2 separate regions of the Homo sapiens genome follow, and region 2 is linked to region 1. A link is a loop called in an ENCODE intact Hi-C map of the cell type or tissue named here. Cell type or tissue: K562. All regions are shown on one strand. Each heading gives the region's core, and the rest is flanking DNA. Links, peaks and the distances in the headings are about the cores only. Region 1 overlaps MRAP2 (melanocortin 2 receptor accessory protein 2). Region 2 overlaps CEP162 (centrosomal protein 162).

The links. Peaks named below come from ENCODE experiments on the same cell type or tissue, not always from the same donor. Only the 100,000 strongest peaks of a DNase experiment are listed, where the experiment ranks them.
Region 2: it touches region 1 in a loop (2.0-fold over the local background); 1 of 110 quality-filtered maps calls a loop at or near these places.

The regions. Positions count from the first base shown.
Region 1 is chr6:84,049,628-84,055,010 of GRCh38, forward strand. The region is part of intron 1 of MRAP2 (melanocortin 2 receptor accessory protein 2); the gene reads left to right. Among named protein-coding and RNA genes, the nearest start is that of MRAP2, 19 kb to the left of the region's middle. RefSeq lists an enhancer at 2,147-3,999. In K562, for the core only: a CTCF peak has its summit at 3,125; DNase peaks (open chromatin) are centred at 1,004, 2,674 and 3,104.
Region 2 is chr6:84,134,266-84,139,648 of GRCh38, forward strand. All of the region lies in intron 25 of CEP162 (centrosomal protein 162), which reads right to left. It also overlaps a transcript of MRAP2 not described here. Among named protein-coding and RNA genes, the nearest start is that of CEP162, 91 kb to the right of the region's middle. In K562, for the core only: no CTCF peak of the experiment used is centred there; a DNase peak (open chromatin) is centred at 2,926.

The DNA of each region.
Region 1 (5,383 bases), core at 215-5,214:
ACTGAATATCTATCAGTGTAAAATATTAAGTCCCATTTCTGTTTTTGGAAGTTGATCTTCTATTGGCATTGATTTTTATGTTAAGATGGAAGAAGTCTTCAGGCTTGGGAACACTTTTGGTTAGCTGTCTTGCTGCTGGAAACAAGTTGCTTATGTGCACAGGAGAAGGGGGGATAGGCAGGAAATAGATACATCCTGAATTCTCTTGTTAGCTGTCAGTCACCATTTTTTGAGGACTGCTGGGTAATTGAGTACTTTCTAGGATACACTAGAGAATGGCATAAAACTTGGCAGTGTAGAAAAATGTGGGAAGTATGTCCATTTGAAAACGAAGAGCCCAGCGTGCGTGCATTCATGTGTGTGTGTGTGTACGTGCGTGTAATGTCTCTAGACTGAATTGAGTGGCCAGAGCATCAGACTTCAAAAGTAAGAGTCATACTCGAGTCAAAATAGTCGTGAGGAGGAGAAGACTACAAAGTCCTGGAAGCATGACCTTTTTTCTTTAATTGGAGGAGAGAAAAATCCACGCCCCAGGAAAGACATCACTGACTTAAAATGGATTCACAGAAAAAGAATCAGCAGACCTGGGAATTAAGTGGGAAGTGCCAGTAGAAGGTGATGGTTCACGCAGACTCTATAAAAAGCAGAAGTAAACTTGAGAATAACACCATGTTACTGTTTTTTTAAAGTACTGCCCTGGGAGGACACTGTGGCAGCTTTGAGAGGGTCAAGCATGATCCCTTGCTGGGAGGCATTGCCTTATAGAGATGCTTTAAGAAGATCCAGCTGGCTCAGAGTGTGATTCATAACCTTGAAGTCTCTCATTTTCTGTGTGGCCCTACCCTAGGCACGAGTAAGCTGGGTGCACCATTGTTCTGTGCAAGGAGGAAATTAAGCTTCTAAAGTTGCGATTCTGAAGTTCCCACCTTGGGCTCATCAGCCACCAAAGTGCAGCGTGTCTGAGCTTTATCTTTGGTTTCTCAAGTCTCCTTGCTGGAGGAAAGACAGCGTTATGAGTCACAAGGGTGACTTCTCTATGTTGTGCGGGGGACAGTCATTCCTGGAAGTAAGAGGAAGAAGGATAAGAACAGGTAACTGAAAAGACCTTTCTGGCCTGGGCCAGATCAGAGGTTGGTGGTCCTGGGTGGCATGCCTACTTTTGGAGTTTGAGGATTGAAGAGGAAGGTGAGAGAGTCATTGCAATTGGGAACTTTGATCATCTGACTGGCCATTAGGTCTTCCCCTGTACAAACTGGTCAGCATAGGTCTTTGGATTTGTGGCACTGGCTGGCAGTTTCTTGGAATGCCTTAGTAGCTGTGCTGTCAGTTGTGTGCATGTTTGTGTGGGGGCATGCTCATTTTTCAGGGTTTCTGGCACCTTTTGGATTTCTTCTTAATGTGCTAGTCCTGTGCCTGGGTTGGTGGTCACTTGTAAAACTCATCTGCTGATGTTTACCCCTTAACATGGAAAAAAAGTGTCTAACTCCAAAGAAGCAGCCCCCTTAACATGCATACCATCGTAATCCACCAGGGATATTGACACAAAGACATTTATTCACTCTTTGAGAAGTTCTATGTCTGAGTACATCTCCTCAAATTCAGGGAGGTGGAGAGAATTGCTTGATCCATTTTTAAGAAGGTAGAGAGGACTGGGCACGGTGACTACACCTATAATCCCAGCACTTTAGAAGGCCCAGGCAGGCAGATCACCTGAGGTCAGGAGTTTGTAGACCAGCCTGGCCAGCATGGCAAAACCCTGTCTACACCAAAAATACAAAAATTAGCTGGATCTGGTGGCATGTGCCTGGAGTCCCAGTTTCTTGGGAGGCTGAGGCGGGAGAATCACTTGAACTCAGGAGGCAGAGGTGGCAGTGAGCAGAGATTGCACCACTGCACTCCAGCCTGGGTGACAGAGCAAGACTCGCCTCAAAATAAAAGAAGGAAAAGAGGCCAGGTGTGGTGGCTCATGCATGTAATCTCAGCACTTTGGGAGGCTGGGGCAGGAGGATCGTTTCAGCCAGGGAGGTCAATGCTGCAGTGAACTGTGATCATACCATCGCATTCCTACCTGGGCAATAGAGTAAGACCTTGTCTCAAAAAAAGGGGAGCGGGGAGGAAAAGAGAGTGCCCAGGAGTGGTGTGGGAACCTGGGTTGGAGCAGGAAAGATTGGATAGTCCAAAGAAGGGATGAAAGTGATGGGAATGTGGGTTGGAGAAGGGGTGATGGTTTAATGAGAGGTGTCTGGGCCTGCTCACCACGCTTTCTCTGTTTGGGTTTGTGATCTCCCGTCTTCCCCAACAATGGGCTGGCCTGGGCCACACTACCCTGTGCACACCTGGAAAAGGTAAGCTTCCTTTCAGGGCTAGCTTTCGGATGCAGTCCTAATCTTCATTTTTGCTTTTGTTGGCAGTGATGCTTTCAGCTGTTCAAAAGAGCAATTTAGTCTCTCCCTCATGCTCCTGGAAGCTTGTTTAGGATATGTTTCCTGTCAAAGAAGTTATTTTTCATGACTCTAATTTTATGAAGAAATCTGACATTAAGAAAATCTCGGTGCGGAGAGGGTGGTTCTCAGGAGTGGCAGCCATACAGAGAGCAGCTGCCCGTGGAGCTGCCGCTTCCTGCTGTTGTGTTCAAGAGAGAGCAGCTGCCGGCCTGTCAGCACCCCAGGGAGTGAGGCTCAGGGCCAGGCTGCCTCCCTCACTGCGTGGGTGGCCGAGATCATGCACACTGTGGCGGGAATAGCAGACTCTGGGGGCTGCTACTTGGACATGCTGGCAGTTCCCAGCTTATGTTTCAGCAAAGCTTGGAGAGTCATTGCTGGGCTTGGTAATGGGGACAACACAGAACACTTCCCTAGCACTGCCGTATGTTTGTTGTTGGTCTTTGTGCATCTGATGGCCTAAGCTGATTAATTTGAGGCTTGCATGAAAAAATAATGCCTTGTGGACTTTTTCAAGGGCACTAGGTGACTGCTTTAAAGAAGAGGTCAGAGGTTCTGTCCTCCAAAGCTATCTTTGGGATTCAAGAAGTGAGAGGAAAGAGGCAGTGGAGACAAATGCCCCTCCTTTTGTTTGAAGGCTACCCAGGCAACTGGTGGCTGCCTGGGGAGAGCTGGTGTCACATTTCATTCTGCAGAATGAGAACCTCCTGTAGGCTGGCTCTGGTATTCACTCATTCTTGTCTCTCAGTGTTTGTCAGAGCTTTGCTCCTCTCTTCCCACCTTCAGGACTTTTGCACATGTAGCTTTCATTACCCTTTGGTAATGCCCTTTAGTAATCCATCCCTAAATAGTTCGTTTAGATGAAAGGGAATAGTGTAAGGGGGAGTAAAAGAAGGCATGTCTCTATTGTAGGGTGGGTGGTTGATATTCCTTACAGTTAACTCTTACACACTGACCGGCCCCATGAGGGTGGTGTTACTGCTGCTTTCTGACTGGTCTTGTGGAACCTGGTAGCCACAAATGGGGGTCCCCACCGTGTGCTGACATTGAGAACTGCGTGGCCGTGGGAGAACAGCTCTCGGTTCTGTGGTGTGCTGAATAGACGACACCCTCCATCTTTATTTTCTTTATTCCTTTAAGTACTTTTCCCTATTTTTCTATTCCAGATGAAGTTTAGTCCCTCCCTCTGCTCTGCTATTATAGTAGCTGTAATGTTGATTTCTACTAAAAATGATATGATCAAACCAGACTTCATCTTATTTTCCTTAATAAAAAAAGGAGAGAAAGATTATCATTTTATTTTTGAGTTGGTAGAATAGCATGAATCCCAGGATGTAAATGTTGATCATTTTAACTTTTAAATGATCTAAATGCCTTTAAGTAATTTTTTGTCATAGTTTTATTTATTTGTCTAGGCACCGTGGCTCACAGTTGTAATCCCAACACTCTGGAGGCTGAGGCAGGTAGATTGCTTGAATCAATCAATTAACACTTGGTGCATTTGATAAGAATTGGCTGACCAGGGAGTTGGGTGTGTCTGAAGAACAAAGCGAGGCTTTTCTATTCAAGATCAGCATTTCTAATTAATAATAGTTGTGCTGCCTGCTAATATTTTTCTTAATTTTTCATGCAACATCACATTTAACTTTTATGGCAACTCCATGAAGTGGGTACTATAATCATCTTCATGTTACTAGTGGGAAAACTGAAGCTCAGATTTTTCAGGGCTCTAGAGCAGGGATTGGCAAACTTTTTCTATAAAATACCAGAAAGTAAATATTTTAGGCTTTTTGGGCCCATCCTTTGAACAGTATGATGATGTGGGGTTGGAGTCTTTTTTTGTGGAGTCCATGTCTGGGATGGGAAAGAAGGGGTAAGGGAAAGGGGAGAGTGATGCAGAAGTGGGGTGGAAGGGTGGTGGTGATTTTGCCTCAGCTTCCCTGAGGATTGTGCCCTGGAGGCAGTGGGGACGGATGCGGGCGAAAGAAACCTCAGAAAGCTCTTGAAGTGGGGCTGCTTCAAGAATCTTGAAGCTCAAGATGACTGGTGACTGCTCAGTGAATCTTTGTTACCGCTGACATTTCATTCAGATTTTCCCTTATGTTACTGCTATTTGTCACTTTGTCTTCCTTTCTCCATTATAAGGGAAGGTCTGTGGAGTACTGATCTGTCTCAGGCATCTCTGCCCACCCCACAGTGTGCGGTGTCTTGCACACAGTAGGTGCTCAAACACAGTTATTGAACACAGGCTGCATTGACTTATCACCTTCGGTATCCGTGCTGCGCAGTGCAACCATCTTCTCCCAAAGAAGTCAGGATTTTTTGGTCTAAAATAGTCACAGTTAACAAAGATACTTGGGAAATCCTGAAAATATCATAAATTTCAGGAGTAAGCAGTTGGACAAGTTGTGGACTTCTGTTGAGTATCTTCTGCAAGATCCACTATGCAACTTTTGCTGCCTGTTTTTCTTTATTCACTCCATTTTATTAAACTTAGTTTCCTCCAAACCCACTGGAAGCAAGAAAAGCAAACAAACAAAACCTTAGGTTGCTCATCTCCATTGTTGCATAGTAGGTGTTGAATGGATACCTACTGAGCTAGTTCATTTCTGATACTAATTTGATTACTTCTCCTGAACATTCTTTCTTCTTACAGAACTCTCTGTCCTCTACCTCCCAAATCCCACAAAACATCTCGCCTCCACACATAGGCTGATTGCTTGGGAATGGTACAGGAGGCCCTTGGTGATTCTAATTGATGAAAGACTAAAAAATTCCCTTATAGGGGAACATAAATCAATGTCAATCTGAGATTGAGTAATACATCAAATTAGTATCAGCAATGAACTAGTTTCAGCAGGCTCTTTACATACTCTTGCAGGTATAGGTGCTGAGGCTGAAGCTGTAAGCTCAGAGATTTTGACATACTCTTTCCCTCCTTT
Region 2 (5,383 bases), core at 296-5,295, 85 kb after region 1:
AAGCCAGTGGATCTTAGCTTGCTGGGCTCTGTGGGGGTGGGAATCTGCTGAGCTAGTCCACTTGGCTCCCTGGCTTCAACCCTCTTTCCAGGGGTGTCTTGCTGGCATTCCAGGCGCCACTGTGGTATGAAAAAAAACTCCTGCAGCTAGCTCAGTGTCTGCCCAAACGGCCGCCCAGTTTTGTGCTTGAAACCCAGGGCCCTGGTGGCGTAGGCACCCAAGTGAATCTTCTGGTGTGTGCATTGCGAAGACCTTGGGAAAAGCATAGTAACTGGGCTGGAGTGCACCGTTCCTCATGGCACAGTCCCTCACGGCTTCCCTTGGCTAGGGGAGGGAGTTCCCCGACCCCTTGCACTTCCCGGATGAGGCAAGGCCCCACCCTGCCTTGGCTCACCCTCTGTGGGTTGCACCCACTGTCTAACCAGTTCCAATGAGATGAGCCAGGTACCTCAGTTGGAAATGTAGAAATCACTTTCCTTCTGTGTTGATCTCACTGAGACCTGTAGAATACAGCTGTTCCTATTTGACCATCTTGCCAGCCTCCCCCCCACAGATTAAACTTTTGATAAATAATTATATTATAATGCCTCTATTTTGAAATGGTATAATAGAAGTGCCAATAAAGATATATACTGTCATGAAAAGATCATATATACACACACACACACACACACACACACACACACACACATATATAGTGTTAGGTTAAAAATGCTTTGAAAATCATATGCATGCATACATACATACATGAACAAACATGTATTTGCATATGTACACACATGAGAACCATATCCACAATATTTGTATTTATTTATGAATAGAAAAAAATCTGGAAGGATATAGAGCAAAATATAACTAGGTAGTGGGATTATAGTGATTTTATACCTTCTAATTGCTAATACTAATTATTATGTATTAATAGTATAAAAACACATGCATAGTGAATCCATGCTCAACTAAGGACAGAAATAGCATCAATAAAAAGCATAAAAGCATATATTCTTTAATGAATAAAACTGTTATCTTTTTATTACTTTACTAAAGTAAAAAAGAGTGATTCACCCAGATGATGTCACTTAAAGGTGAGTGAAGATGCTTTCTTACTGGAGAAGACAGATATCACTGACTGCTGGCAGGAGGTGGCTCAGGTGCTGGAGTTCAAACAATCTGTGCGTAGCCCAGAGACAGACTGCTTCCCAGAGAAGACATTTGTCTTTGTTCTCTTACTTGTTGGTGAGTAATCTTAGAAACTACACATCTCAATTTAAACTGAACCACAAAATTATTCCTATTTTTATTACTTTAAACAAGCCTGGGCTGGTCGTGGTGGCTCACGCCTGTAATCCCAGCTCTTTGGGAGGCTGAGACGGGTGAATCACTTGAGGTCAGGGGTTCCAGACCAGCCTGGCCGACATGGTGAAACTCCATCTCTACTAAAAACACAAAAATTAGCCGGGTGTGATGGCACAATCCTGTAATCCCAGCTACTCAGGAAGCTGAGACATAAGAATCACTTGAATGAGGGAGGCAGAGGTTGCTGTGAGCCGAGATTGTGCCACTGCACTCCAGCCTGGGCGACAACAGTAAGACTGTCTCAAAAAAACAACAAAAAAATGAGCCTGGTACACTGTATCTGTGTACTTTTCAATCATGTCATGTGCCTTCGTGCTTTGTAACTATTGGCATAAGTCTTCCTGGTCACTTTGCTAGAGGAATTGTGAGTACTTACTTAATCTAGAGGGTTTAGATTCTAATTAGGTTAGCACTGAAGGAGATCCTGGGCACTGTGTCTTAAGCAGCCATTCCTGCTTTCTTTGCTGACAAGGCCTTGATATTGTTCAGGTGTTCATGTGATGCTGGGGTAAATTCTGATCAGTTTTACTGTCAGTTTACTGGATAACTACTGGACAAAAACAACTGATCAGTTATAGCTGTCCAGTTTTTCTTGGCAGTGATTGGTTTAGAGGTGGGCACATGTCTTAGTCTGTTTTCTGCTGGTATAACCAAATACCACAGACATTTATTTGGCTTACAGTTCGGCATCTGGACAGTCCAAATGCATGGCACTGGCATCTGGGAAGGGCCTTTTGCTGCATTAACCCATGACAGAAGGGCAGGCAGGTGATGAGACAGAGAGGGAATGAGAACCACTGAACTTATTCTTCTATCATGAGCCCACTCCTGTGATAACTAACCCATTCCTGCTTGAACATCAACTAAATTTAAACATAAGTTTTGGCAGGGATATTCAAACCGCAGCAGCATGTGACACAGTTCTGAAGCAAAGGCAGTTAGTGGGAGACATTATAGGCTATATGTATCTGTTTGATTATTTTTCTGTCCCACTGGTTAGAATGTTCCTTGACAGCAAGGACTCCAGATGTTTCACTGCTATATCTTAAGAAGCAAATAACAGGGACTGACATCTGCTCACTAAGTATTTATTAAATCAATGAAAAAAAATGCTATGAAGGTCTTATTTAACTTGATAGCTGTAAAAACTGAGGCTGAGAGAGTTTAAAGACACTAGAAGTGGCTATGTACAGATAACTTTTTTCTTCTGCATGAGAAACTGACCTTGGGTTCAATCACTTTTCTGTGTCTGTTCTCCCCTTGATAAAGAATGGCCATCGGCCACACACCAGGCACCTAGGCTTGGGGGACTTTGTATGAACTGAAATACTTCATAGGAAGACAGTTTTGGGCTCTCCTGACCATGCTGACTCTTGTAACTGAGCATGTTGTTGTGGGAGCCACCGTGCAAGGATTAGTATAAGAGATATCGGTTCTTGTGGAGCATGCGGCATCTAAACTAGCAAGGGAATAAGAGTCATACCTGGCAGGTGGTATGAGTCTTATTTCCTTGCACCTTTGTTGTCACTTGGACAGCTCCTGGACAACTATATGAACTGCTGTGAGAATGACTTGCATTGAAGAGAAATGCGTCATGCTGCCTTGCTAGCCTGCTGTTTCCTGGCCTGTATCCAGCATGCCAAGTGTGGCCTTATGGTTGTTGTGTGACTCTAAACGTTTACTTGAACATGCTAGCGAGCCTTACAACGGCAAGTCAAGAATTTAAACCCAGATCTTATAAACCCTATGATCATTCCACTATCTGTTCATAAAACAACAGCAGCTAGCTGTAGAATATTTGCGACAAATTACAGTAAGAATTTTGATAATTCTTATGAGTGGGCCACAATAGTCCCTGGGGTCTTATTAGAGGTAAGTCTTAAATATTTTCTATATCTTTTATAAAATATGCAGATTAAAAAAAATAAAACCCCACAAATGAAAAAATCTGTAATCAGTAAAATGTATATCCTAATAATAGAAAAAATATGAAAATAAGCAATAATAGCATCAATCCTTAGTTATCCATAGGGATCATGAGTAAAGATTCATGTCTTTTCTCTACAACTGCAGGGTGTGAAGAAATAAATGAACTGAAGATTTTTGCAGTCAATTAGAAGTGGAACAATAGATTGAAAAATCTATGATGAATACTAAAACACAAAAGAATATTAAAACTCTAGAATATTAAAACTCTAGAGTCTTAAAAAAACCCAAGGATTTGAAAAATACATGCCTGAGTTAGCATCAACGGAAGAGGTGCTGGATCCTTAATAAGATTTTCACCCCATTGCAGCAGACATAATTTTAAAAGATGTGCTTGAAAATATTTTAGGTAACAAAGGCATGAAACATAATGAAGAGTTTAGAAACATCCTTTCAGATTTCTATAATTAATATACTAAGTGGGAATCATCTTTGCTTTATGCTGAAAACTTATAAATCATTGCTCAGTTATCTCATGGCCTATAAAATGTTAAAAACACATAAGCAATCAAAAGTTCACTAATGGTTTAAAATGTATAGTGTGCTTTCATCTGTGGCGATGTATAGTGTACTTTCACTTGTGGTCATGTGGAGTCAAGGGGAGACTCCTCCTTTAAATAACTAGAAAACAGCACAAAATATTTGAAACAACTGTTTTCAGACACTGGATAACAGCACTACAGACTGTGATTTCTGGGAGAAGGGAAATAAGGTGAGCTCTAGAGTTGTCCAGTTTATTGCCTGGAGGCAGTTTTGAAGCCAGTGGAAATAGCCTGAGCATTTCCTGGAGCTCACACAGAGGTGGGAATAGTTCATATTTCCACCACCCTGAGAGGAAATGCCTCATAATACACAGGACGTCAGGAGAGTCCTCAAACTAGTCTTGTCAAAACAGCTAGAATATTACACAGAATACAGCCATTATAAATAAACTCCATATTAAAAGGTAGGTATTCCAATTAAAAGGCAGGGTGTCATTACCTTTACTCAGGACACTGAGTGCTTAGCTTTCTAGTAGTGAGGCTTAAAAATCATGTGCTGCGTCTTCTATTTTCAAGTATTTTAGATATTCTTAAAGTAAGAACTGTCTTACCATTGTATTGCTAAATTAACAACAATTAAGTTAACTAAAACTGACTTCATTATCTTGCAAACAGGTACATATTCTTTCTTTTATTGCTTTCACTAAAAACTTTACTTCAGTTCTGAGGTTCTGTAAACTTAGTGCTTATGTTAACAAAGTTTTATGTACATCTTAAACACTGAAAAGAATGCACAATGCTGAACTAGCCTTTCAACTACTAGAACAAGATTTTAAAAACTGACACTTGCGTAATTGTAGAGTGTTTTTACATTGATCTTTTCATAATACAATTGGCTCTATATTTTGCCTGTGAGACTTAAATCCTTCAATAACAATAAATGGTATATATGCATCAAAGAACGGGATGTGCAGCTTTCCTGGCCTTTCACACTTTTTAGAATGAAATGGATCTTAGAATCAAATGGAAGAAAAGCTCTCTATCCTCCTCTTTTTCTGCCTAAAAGTAGGAAATACATTTTCCTTTAGTGAAGAGGGCTCTAGATGCTTATTAGCCCAGAGATGGCACCAGAGGAATCTGCAGTACTCCATGAGTTTCCTACCATATATTTACATTCCCACAGTTTCCCACCTTTGTAGCCTAAAAACGACTTTCCTCTGTCCTTTCTTTATCTACAAATTGATTGTTCTTTGTTGAAGATGGTTTGTAAACCAGAGTTCTAAGCCACTGTTTTGAGTTACTTTTCATGAGGTTTCTCCTGTGATGTGTGCTGCACACATTAATAAATTTGTTTTTCTCTTGTTAATCTGTCTTTTGTTACAGTGGCCTGTCCCAACAGGAACTCACATGGGTTGAGAAAAAAAATTTTTCCTTCCTGACAGTTTTTGGCAATGCAGATGGGACTTTCTGGGATACCCCATCCACTCTGGAACCTGCAGATGAAATCCTAGCAAAACTGGCAGAAGCTGGTAAAAGGTAAGAATTCTTACCAAACTCAGCTC